Linked DNA regions of Homo sapiens: region 1 is linked to region 2. The links are chromatin loops, found by intact Hi-C in ENCODE. Cell type or tissue: OCI-LY7. All regions are shown on one strand. Links, peaks and the distances in the headings refer to the core of each region. The heading gives the core; the rest is flanking DNA. Region 1 has its middle 23 kb from the start of MIR1302-8. Region 2 overlaps TMOD1 (tropomodulin 1).

Region 1 (5,372 bases), core at 111-5,110, 210 kb before region 2:
GAATTAGAGGATGCCTAATTCACTGCCTAATACACTGCAGAATTGCTTGATGTATGGGGAAATGACCTTCACACATCCGTTATCAGACGTATTGTATTGAGTGGTGTGTGAGTAGAGGGAAAAACCACTTTTTCCCTATATCTTACATATTGAATGCCTTTCATTTTATTTTCTTGCCTAATTGCTGGGCCCTCCCATGCCTCCCACTCACTGCCCCCCTAATGCCTCACCTTCAACTCTCCCCACGGGAAAAGTTCACAGTCCCCCCCACTCCTGCCCACTTTGCCCCATGAAATAACCACAGTACAAGACTGGACAGAGGATAAAGCCATCCAGGGGGCTGTAAGCTCTAAGGACTCGGGCCAGCTTGCCCTTAGGACAAGTCAGTAACAACACAACTGAGTGTGTAAACAGGGGACCCCCAAGACCTTGGACCTCAGGAACACAGGACCCCAGACTTCACCTTGGCCAGTATGGGAGTGTGGGGTCTGTCGTTGACAAGGAATAAGTACCCTTATCCTGGCAAACCAGAGCTCACCTGTGGTTCATCAGGCTCCAGCCAGGAAGGAATGGCCAGGATGTGCCTGACAGAGAGGCTGGGAGTCTTCTAGGGAATTTCCGCCTTGAAAGGAATTATACCAGGAATTGCAGGGATGCTGGAAATCCTAGATCTTAGGTAGTAGCAATGTTTATGCAATGAGGCCCAGCTGCAGCCTTAAAAATTGCATTGCAAAATCTTTCCCCCTGGATAAGAAACCAGCAAGAAAAGAAGTGCTAAGGTCAAAGACAGAATCCCAGGAGGAGTCAAATCTAAGGTCAAGGGTCACTCACGGCTCTCCTGGAAGTGAACTGAAGATGCAATGTCCAGCCTGCCCTAAGTCCATTTGCAAATAATCCTCCTTTGGCCTTATCCTTTCCACATTACACATTTGGATCTTTTTACACTCCCCCCGCCCCAACACATACACACATACACACTTAGTACTGATGCAATTCCAGTGTTTGAACAAGAAAACTACAAGTCCCTAATAGTTGATCAAAGGAAACCTCAGTAAGCAAATCAACATGTTCCCTCTTCCTCCAAAGCAGTAGAAAGGTAGCCACTGTCTTGGGTCAGGAAATGGTCCCTGGAAGGGTATTTTTAAAGACACCCAGATTCCCAAGGGTGCTGCTATGCCGTGTGAAAGCCCCTTCAGCTGCTAACCTGGGAGTTCTGAGGGGCTGTCTCTGCTTCTTGCCCAAGCTGACGATACAGAAGTGAACATGGGCCCTGAGGAAGTCCTACTTTTCTCCCATCTCCCTTCTCCTGCAGTCAACACACAGGCACCCCTGCAAGATGCCTCATCTCTAGGAGGGATATGAGAGCCTGTATCTCCAATTAACACAGGAAGTGAAAGAACAAAACCACAGCTCCTAGGCTGTAACAGAAACAGGATTTTAATACAGTATTCATCTCTATTGTATCCATTTTTATAGTAAATAAATTTTGCCCCTCTTCAAAGCAGCCAGGGCTGGGGGAGAGCTCTTAGGGAGCGGGGACAGGAGTGTCTCATGTTCTCCTGGGCTTCAAGGGATCCCAGAAAAAGACTCACCTTGCTGTCCTTCTCATCTGGGCTGGAGGAGCCGGCCCAGGGTCCCTGGGGGGCCCAGCTGTGCCCTGCTGCGTACGTAGGGGTCACAGTTGAGCGTGCCTCGTGTCTGTCCAGCCACTGGTCCAGGGCTCTGCTCTGGGGGCCTGGTGGCTGGATGGGAGGGCAGGATGACCTGGAGGGGACTACCCCAGGGTCTCAGACTACCCTGCCACCCACTCTCACTCTGTGCTCCGGGCACTGTGCTGCGTGCTTGGTGTCCCGGTCCCGAGAGTGATCATTTAGCATCAGCCCATTTCATAGAGGAGGAAAGCGAGGCCCTGAGAGGTGAGGTGCCCTGCCCCAGCCACAGGGCTGTTCAGTGATGGAGCCGGGAGCCCAGTGCCAGCTGTCCGACACTCCAAACCCACACTTAGCCCAAAGCTGCACTGAGCCCTGGGACAGTCCGCCCAGTACACCAGGTCACTCACAGGCACCTGAGCTTGACTGTGGCCTTTTCTCCTTGGCATTGAGGCCGTTGCTGGCTGACTCAGGTGGTGGTTCTGACTGGCAGGACTGCTTATAGCTACAGGACAGGGTGGCAGCCCTGAGACTACCTGGAGCCACACCTCAGCTCTCCCTCCCAATGCCTGCCCAGCACCTGCAGTCTGGATGGCCCAGCTGTCACCACATACTAGAGGATGACTCTGACCAGGAGCCATAGCTTCAGGCTTCCTGCTACTGGCCACCAGAGAGAGTCGACCCCTGCCCTCACCCAAGTCCTTCCCCAGCCTGATCTCTCATCCTCACTGAGCTGCTCCATGGTCTGGAACCAGGTTCCAAAGTCCTCAGGTGGAAATTATCTGCAGCCACCTGAGGCAGCTGCAGCTCCCTAATTACTGTGCATTCCTGGTGCCAGAGGGAAGAACAGCAGGGTGACAGGGCCCGGTGGGGGGTGCTGGAGGAGCCCTGGTGGGGGTGTGGAGTGGGGCTAAGGGTCTTGGCCTCTCTAGGTCTTTGCTTTTAAGAGGCTCCCACCTCCACTCCAATCCCATCCAGTCCCTACTTGTTCTCAGAGTTGGGTTCAAACAGTCCCTCCTCCAGGAAGTTGTCCTTGATTCCAGCGCCTACCCCCACCCTCCAGTGGGATGGTTCCTCCTCTGCTCTGTATCAAGCCCTCCCAATGAGTCTAAGATGTAGGGGATGGGTCCAGGGAGTGTCTGGCAGGCGGGGAGTCTCCGACTTCCACGCCCCCAGCCTCCCGCAGTGAATGCCACAGCTGCTTACCTAACTCCTTTCCTGGAAGTTGATCAGATTTGCCTGGAAGTCACACAGCCAAAGCCCATCAAAAAGTCCCTGGCCCCTGACCACCTCCCGACCACATTCCTCTCACGTTGCAGTACCAACAGGGTCCACCAGGGGGCAGGGCGTGCATACAAAATGGGACTTGAACCTGGGTCAGACTAGGCTCCAGAGGAGGCGGTCACGGCAGCGGAGGCTCAGGGACTTTAGAGCCCAGCCCTCTCTGATGACAGACAGGGAAACCGAGGCATCGAGCTGGAAGGGATTGTTCACCTACTCCCGTGCTCTCTAACTTCACTCTCCTGCCACCATGGACAGCGCCCGAGGGAGCGTCTGACTCCAGCGCAGCTACAATCTCCTGCAGCTGGGCAGCGAGGCAGCTGGGCCGCTTCACTACACGGGGAACGGGGTCTGGCGGCTCCGTGGAGCCTCCGTTCCCCTCATCAATACGGTGGGCGCGACGCCCGGCTCACAGGGGAAGTGTGAGGACCGCCTAAGAGGAGGTTTGCCGAGAGCTCAAGACTCGGTGAGGGGCTCTCTCCTCCCAAGCTCAGGACCCTGGCCCCGCCCTGCCCCTCCCCAGCCTCAATCGCATCTGGATAATCCTTCATCGCAGTGCCCAGCATCACCAGGTCAGATGGAATGGGCCAAGGAGGGGTCGGACCCTGTGCCCATGGGGTGGGGTGTTGATGAGCACTGGCTCTCCGGTACCGCCCTCGGGTTGATCAGATCAAACAATCTGCAGCCACCTGGGGCAGCTGCAGCTCCCTAATTACCTAATCAAATCCCTCACACTCAGCCTCCCGGACCCACCCAGGCCTCCCACGTGGAGCAGCCAAGATTTGCCCCCACCCAAAACCCGTCCCCACACCTCTCTGCGTCTAGCAAACTCGCTGTAGCCACTCCTACAGCCGGCTTTGGCAATCACAAAGGTTGTGAGGGGCCAGCCCTGGTTCTCCCTGCTCCTCTCCAACCCACCATCTCCACCCTCTGCGCCAGCCCAGCTCTCCCTGACCCTTGCTCTGGCCACTTCTGTTGGAGGCATTTCAGGCACTGCTGGAGAAGCAAGGCCCCCTCCTCTCTTGATGTGAGGCCTACGCTGGGAGGGAGGAGTCCTGCCCTCTGACTCCCAGGAGTTTCTCCCACCCCACCTGCAGCTGCTGCCTCTTCTGGGCTCTCTGGGGCTCCATCTCCAGGGTGGCCACCCTGAAGGTCCCCTCCTGCCAGGGTCGAGGGCAAGGTCAGTGAGGATATCCTCTTCACCCCTTTATTCTCCCAGCCCCCTGACCCTGGGGCCCTGGACACCTGGCCAGATCAGCTGGTACTAGTACTACTGCCACCACTTCTGGGGCGCTTTGATTCCAGCTTCACTCCCTTGGCCTCCCTGAACCTGTGTGTTTCCTCCTCTGGGAAAGTGCGGCAGGAACTCCACCTGCCTCACAGGCTCTCCTGAGCACCTGGTTCCTAGCACTCACAGCATTGTTCCTGCCATCACACCCCTCCCCCAGGGCAGAGCCAGGCACAAAGCCCTCCACATTCCTCTCCATTGTCACCATGTGAGTCCTGCACCACAGGGCCATCATCCCTCCACTTTTCAGATGAGAAAACAGAGGCCAAAGAGGAGAGTGACTTGCCCAGGGCCCCATAGGAGAGGCCAGCTTCCTCCTCCTAGCTGGAGGCCCCATCCCAGCTGCCTTCACCATGCCCCTCAGCACCACTGCTGACCAGGGTCCCATCCTCTGGGCTCTCGATGTGTGTCCAGGCCCCCAGCCAGGCCCAGCCGTGGTGGGAGAAGACAGGGTAGTCCCAGGAGGCCCAAATGAGTGGCTCCTGCCTGCCTCAGCCACAGGATTCTCTGCCCCAAAGGCTGGGCTGAGGCCATGCAAAGGCTCCACCTCCCCAGGGAAACCCCCAGGAAGTTCCCCTGCACAGAACACTTTCTTCCTCCACTCAGGAAGGGGGACTCCGAGGTGCTATCTCTAATTGACAGGCTAGGGGTGCCCAGGGTGATGGGTGAGGCCACTTTGCTTCCTCTTTTGTGTGGATGCTTGTGAAATCCTCTCAGGAAGTAGCCACCGGGGATCCATTAGTCCCCATATACTCCTCATAAACCATCTGGGATATGTGTCATTGCAAATGAGGCATCAGGGCCGGAATCTGTGACTGATCAGCAGTGCCTGCTATGGTGCCAGAGAGGGCAGTTGCAGAGTGCACATACCTGTCCTCTACTCTAGCCATTTGGACCCATGGCTGGGCAGCCTTTTTGACTACCTGGCCTATGGGATTCCTCGGCAGTGCCCATCCCTGGTGCAGGCAGGGAGCCCCCTCCCCTTGGAGCTGCAGTCCAGACAGAAGAGCAGCTGGAGGCCAGCTTCCTGAGGACCCTCTACCTTCCCCATCTGCCAACAGCCTGGAGGGGGCTACCAGCCAGTGCGATGGGCCAGCCAGGGACCCAAGCCAGGGACCTGCTCAATCTGCCACCTCATCAAGCCCTCCTGGCTC
Region 2 (5,372 bases), core at 61-5,060:
AGGAGGTCGTCTCTTGACATCTCCAACAAGCCATCCCTTTGCCATGTTACTACCATTCCAGGTAGCCTGAGTGCCCCCAAGTGACCAAGGAAAAGCTTACCCTTAGAGGGTCTTTACTCCCAATGCCCCCCACCTTCCCATCCTCTACCTTTTTGTTGTTTAAAATTCAGCTGACCTGTTAGTTGCCACCTGGGAAGGTCTGACCACTTCATTCTTTATGCCTCTCATACCTCAGAGAGCTGCCAGGGCATCTCTAATACTTCATATTTCTCAAACAGTAGTTCTCAAACATTGTATATCTTGGTTCCTGTTATACTGTGTCTTTACTTCTGATTCTTGTGCTTGGCACACAGCACTCAGTACATGCTGCCGAATATTTAAATGAATAGAAAGTGCTTTCCAAAAACATGATGGAAATGTTCAAATTTGGCAAGAAGTGGCAGAGGAGTTCAAGCAGCAGATGGAGGTTGGTCCGGACGACTGGAGAGCCCTTCTGGCATTCACAATAAAAGGAGTCTCTGGCTCTTGCAATAAGCAGTGAAGAGTTTTTTAAAGAAAGTAAAGACCAGACAGAATTGAAGGAGGATATTGGGAGACCCAGCTTTTACTCCCAGTTTTGTGACTTATTCGTAACTTGGAATAAGTTACTTCCCTCTCCTGGTCTCAACTTCCTTCATCATTAAAAAGGGAAAAAAATAATACCTGAATAAATGGATGCCTTTCCCTTCTCTCCATCCAGTCCCTGAAAAAGCCAGTGCCAGGGGGCCGGGTGGGGTGGCTCACGCCTGTAATCCCAGCACTTTGGGAAGCCGAGGCAGGCAGATCATGAGGTCAGGAGATCAAGACCATCCTGGCCAACATGGTGAAACACTGTCTCTACTAAAAATACAAAAAATTAGCTGGGCATGGCAGTGCATGCCTGTAGTCCCAGCTACTTGGGAGGCTGAGGCAGGACAATTGCTTGAACTCGGGAGGCGGAGACTGCAGTGAGCCAAGATCGGGCCACTGCACTCCAGCCTGGCAACAGAGCAAGACTCCGTCTCAAAAAAAAAAAAAAAAAATAGGCAAGCCAGTGCCAGGGGAACCATGCACACACACACACAGATCCGGCCCAGTGGACACAATGAGGGCAAGTAATGGAAAATAACCCCCCCACCAAGCCATAGGGTCCTTTCTGTTCCCTCAACCATGGGCCAGGGACTTGGATTTCAGTCCTGGCTCTGCTGCCAGCTCTCAGGGACTGGGGCTCTTTTCTTCTGCAGGGAGAAGGAGCTAATCCTCCCTGTGAGAATCAGATGCGATATGGATATGGAAACCCTACCCACACAAGGCTCAAGTCTACTGAGGGAGGCACTGGACTGAGGCTCAAGATGAGTCAAAAGTCTTGGTTCTAGCTGGGTGCGGTGGCTCATGCCTGTAATCCCAGCACTTTGAGAGGCTGAGGCGTGGGGGATCACTTGAGGTCAGGAATTCGAGACCAGCCTAGCCAACATGGTGAACCCCCATCTCTACTAAAAACACAAAAATTAGCCGGGTGTGGCAGCGGGCACCTGTAATGCTAGCTACTCAGGAGGCTGAAGCAGGAGAATTGCTTGAACCTGGGAGGCGAGGTTGCAGTGGGCCAAGATTGCGCCACTGCACTCCAGTCTGTGTGACAGAGCGAAACTCCATCTCAAAAAAAAAAAAAAAAAAAAAAGGCTTGGTCCTGTCTGGTACTAGCTTTATTGCTTTAAGCAAGAAATATACCCTCTCTGCCATACTTTCCTCATCCATAAAATGGGAATGGTAACTAACATTCCAGCAGCGTTGGAGGGGCTCCGATGAGGCAATGAGGATGGCCCTGGTGGGCATGCCTGCACAGCTACTATGGAGATGCTTAAAAGTCTGGTTCATGTAAACTCTTTGGTCACGTTGAGCAAACCTCTTGTGCTCTTTGGGTTTTGGTTTTTGTCCCCTCACATCTACCCCCAAGAAGTTGGACATTCTGATCATCTAAGGAACTGGGCTGGCCCCACCTCCCTTGTGGGTCTGCTTTGTATGGCCAGTGTCATGCACAAGCTGATTTGGTTTTTGTTGCAGCTCGTATTCATCGATCTGGTGGCTGCAGGTCTACCGCCTCAGCTTGGGAACCTGAAGACATCTAAGTATAGACGGACTTTTTTTCCCTCCACCATAGCTTCCTGTCTCTGCCAACACCAGCAGGCCTCTCGACTGCCACCTACTGGCTCTACAGACTTCTTTGACCTTTCTCTTGTGGCTCATAGAGCTTGCTGCTTGGTCTTATCTGCAGACACTACAATTAATTTCAAAACACTCTCCCTTGTTACAACAAACAGAGCCCCTCCTGCCCCTCCCTGCATCCTCATCATCCTTTAAGCTAACGTCTCCAGCCTGCAACCTCCTGGCTAGTGCTTTCCTCTTCATGGCATTTAACTACTTTGTCACTTGAACAGTGTTGAGCATAACTGTCTTGCCCCCGGGGAAAATGGCAAGGTTAAACATAAGGGGATACAGATACTGCAGGGTAATCTTTCGGGTGGAAACTCTCGTTTATATAGGCAGGAGGTAGGCCAGGAGCTCCCAGACATAGCTGGGGGAAATGTTTCCACCTGGTTAAGACCCTAATCTCATTAAGAAGACTGACTAAACTTTTAACTCTTATCTGAACACCGGAGTAAAGATCTTCAACTGGAGCTTCTGTAAGCAAAGAAAATAGCCGACTTATAACGTGGGACTGTGTGGTCAGCCACTTAGCAGATATCTATGAATGAATCTCCACTACCACAGACCCTCATCAATGAACACTGACAGACTGGAGGGCTGTTGTACAACTCACACATACTGTCCTTTCAAAACAACAGACTTCAGACTCTGTTAACAAACCAATTAGTGCGAGGTTTCACAGTGCTTTCTCAGCAACAGTGCTGGCCCCTGGTCTACAGGGAAAAGTGCCTTATATCTTATCTCCATTCCTTTCCAGTGAGGAAGAGGAGGCTTGCGGACCTGACTGGGCCCATCATTCCCAAGTGCCGGAGTGGTGTCTAGTGTGTGGCGGTGGAGTCCATGCCTTTGAACTGGATGTGTTCTATTGATGACCTGTGCTCTGCAGGGGAAACCAGAAGGCAAAATGCTGGCAGCATGAAACCCTTTTGTGGTTCAGTTCTTTATGCACTAAGGTTTTAGGTTGACTAGTGGTTGTAGTTGAAAATTTTATAAAATACCGTTAATGTGAAGTTTTTCTTTAGTCACAGAAGTTGAATCTGGTTATTATTTAAAAACTAGAAGCCCCCAAACCAGCAGATCTTACTGAAGATGATGTTCCAGCAGCAGCGACTTAGCCCCAGGAGCCCAGTTTCAATGGCCTTGCTGTGTGGTGTTTCAAGTGCATTTAAAATGTGTGACACAGAAACGGCACACTCTTCCACATGCTTTTGAAGTATTATAAAACACTTTATTACAAATTTGTCTTAGCTATTAGCAAATAAAACTGATTATCATTCTTTATTAACCCTCCTTGGAATTTTGAAAACCTCGATTAAAGTTGCCAAATTGATTACTGGATCCAGAACACAATTTTCCCCTCAGAACAGATAGACAGACTGAAGCCACTGAACTCTGCCAGGAGTCAACATGAGATTCCTTTTGCTGGATATGCAGAAATGATAGGAAAAAAACCAATGGTGAAATTTCAAGTTTCAAAAACCAACCTTTCATTACCAATCCCAGGCAACAAACATGTCCCTGAGTGTTCTTTAAGAACATTTGGGATTTATGTACAATTTAATACTGGAGTTAGAACTTTTTCCTTATTGAATGCCAACCTTATGATGGATGTGAAAATCTACGGCCAAATACTTTTGAAAACACCTTTCTATATTGCACAGTGGGCAAATGGCTTATGTGAGGTAAGACACTAGAGGGATAAATTTCCAGATCAACATGGCTATGGTATTTAGTAATGGCCCAGCTTAGAGACTTCAGCTACTGATCTCATCACTTATTAGACAAATTGCTGCTGACCTTACGCCTGTATATTAAGCCTCCGCAGGATGCCGGACAATGGTGAAGAAACTCCAGATATCAAGGAATTGGGAAATCCTGGCCAAACCACCCCAAGATGATTACACTGAAATGTAGTATTAGTACTGCTGCCAGATCTCTTTTTAACATCATGTGCGTCTCTTGGGATCCAGCAAAAGTGTTAAGCCACAATGCCCTTGTGCCTTTTAATATACCACAGTGCCAGTTAAACTAATATTTTTGTTTGTTGCTTTTGGGAGTTATTTTCATTAGTGATTTCAGCAAATCTCATGATAAAGGACAAGGTCAAGAACTCCAGAGCACTGAGCAGAGAGGCTGGTGATGAAAAGGTGAAGGCCTGCGCACTGAACTGTAAGGCAGTGGGCAGTACAGGGTAACTGGAGGCGGGGCCAGGGCCTCAGCGCTATGGAAGAGTGTCCACTGAGGCTGCACATGGCCCAGGAGTGGCACCATGTTGCAGGGACAACCATCCCCATTTGGCTTCTCCTTAAAACACAATTGCAGCTGCATTCTGCATCGCTGAAAACTGCAATATAATATTAAATCTGTTGGTCTATGCATGGCTGCGTATGTGTTTCTTGGAACCTGTGTGACAGGGACATGTGCCTGGCACACTGGCCAGAAGACTGGGCAGCCACCATGGCAGTGCTGGATGACCTCAGTAAGAATGTGTCATGTATTCCAGGTGCTGATCTAAAAACTGTGGCTCAAATGTCACCGAGCTTATATGAAGCTCCCAGAGAGAACATTTAAAAGCTCAGAGAGTAAGTGCTGGGGAAAGCAGAGCTATCAGAGGAAATCTCTCATAGAAACGAAACCAAACCAACAGAAAATGAAGAAGGCCACATCTTTAAGGCCACCTCTGCCTCTATCAGATGAGCTGCTGGTCTAGATCAGGGGCTGGCAAACTTTTCTGTAAAAGGCCAGACAGTAAAAATTTCCGATTTTGCAGGCCACATAGTGTCTGTTGCAACTATTCAACTCTGCCATAGATCATGTGTAAAGGAATGGGTGTGGCTGTTCAATAAACTATACAGTTGACCCTTGAACAATATGGGTTTGAACTGCATGGCTGCACTTATATATGGATTTTTTTCAACCATACAGGTTGAAAATACAGTATTGGCAGGGGGCGAAACCTGCGTACATGGAGGGCTGATTTATCACATACGTGGGTTCTGTAGGGCCCACTGTGGGACTTGAGTATGCATTGGGTTTTTGTATACTCAGGCGTTCTGGAACTATCCTCCATGTATACCAAAGGATGGTTATTTCTACAAAAGCAGGAGGTAAGCCCAATGCACAGCTTGCAGATTCCCCTCAGGCGAGAG

The links. A loop is a pair of places that touch in the nucleus more often than their neighbours do. Peaks named below come from ENCODE experiments on the same cell type or tissue, not always from the same donor. Only the 100,000 strongest peaks of a DNase experiment are listed, where the experiment ranks them.
Region 1: a loop joins it to region 2, with 11 times the contacts of the local background. A loop is called at or near these places in 8 of 110 quality-filtered maps.

What each region holds. Positions count from the first base shown.
Region 1 is chr9:97,384,153-97,389,524 of GRCh38, forward strand. No RefSeq gene overlaps it. Among named protein-coding and RNA genes, the nearest start is that of MIR1302-8, 23 kb to the left of the region's middle. RefSeq lists enhancers at 1,594-2,100, 2,101-2,606, 3,857-4,421, 4,472-4,671, 4,702-4,851. In OCI-LY7, for the core only: CTCF peaks have their summits at 2,985 (motif pointing right) and 3,184; a DNase peak (open chromatin) is centred at 3,009.
Region 2 is chr9:97,596,654-97,602,025 of GRCh38, forward strand. TMOD1 (tropomodulin 1) reads left to right here. Exons shown (of 10, transcript NM_003275.4): 10 at 2,981-5,090. The coding sequence ends at 3,045. TSTD2 (thiosulfate sulfurtransferase like domain containing 2) reads right to left here. Exons shown (of 10, transcript NM_139246.5): 10 at 3,427-5,372. Among named protein-coding and RNA genes, the nearest start is that of TSTD2, 34 kb to the right of the region's middle. RefSeq lists enhancers at 1,965-2,024, 2,095-2,164, 2,255-2,304. In OCI-LY7, for the core only: CTCF peaks have their summits at 2,221 (motif pointing left) and 2,425; a DNase peak (open chromatin) is centred at 2,198.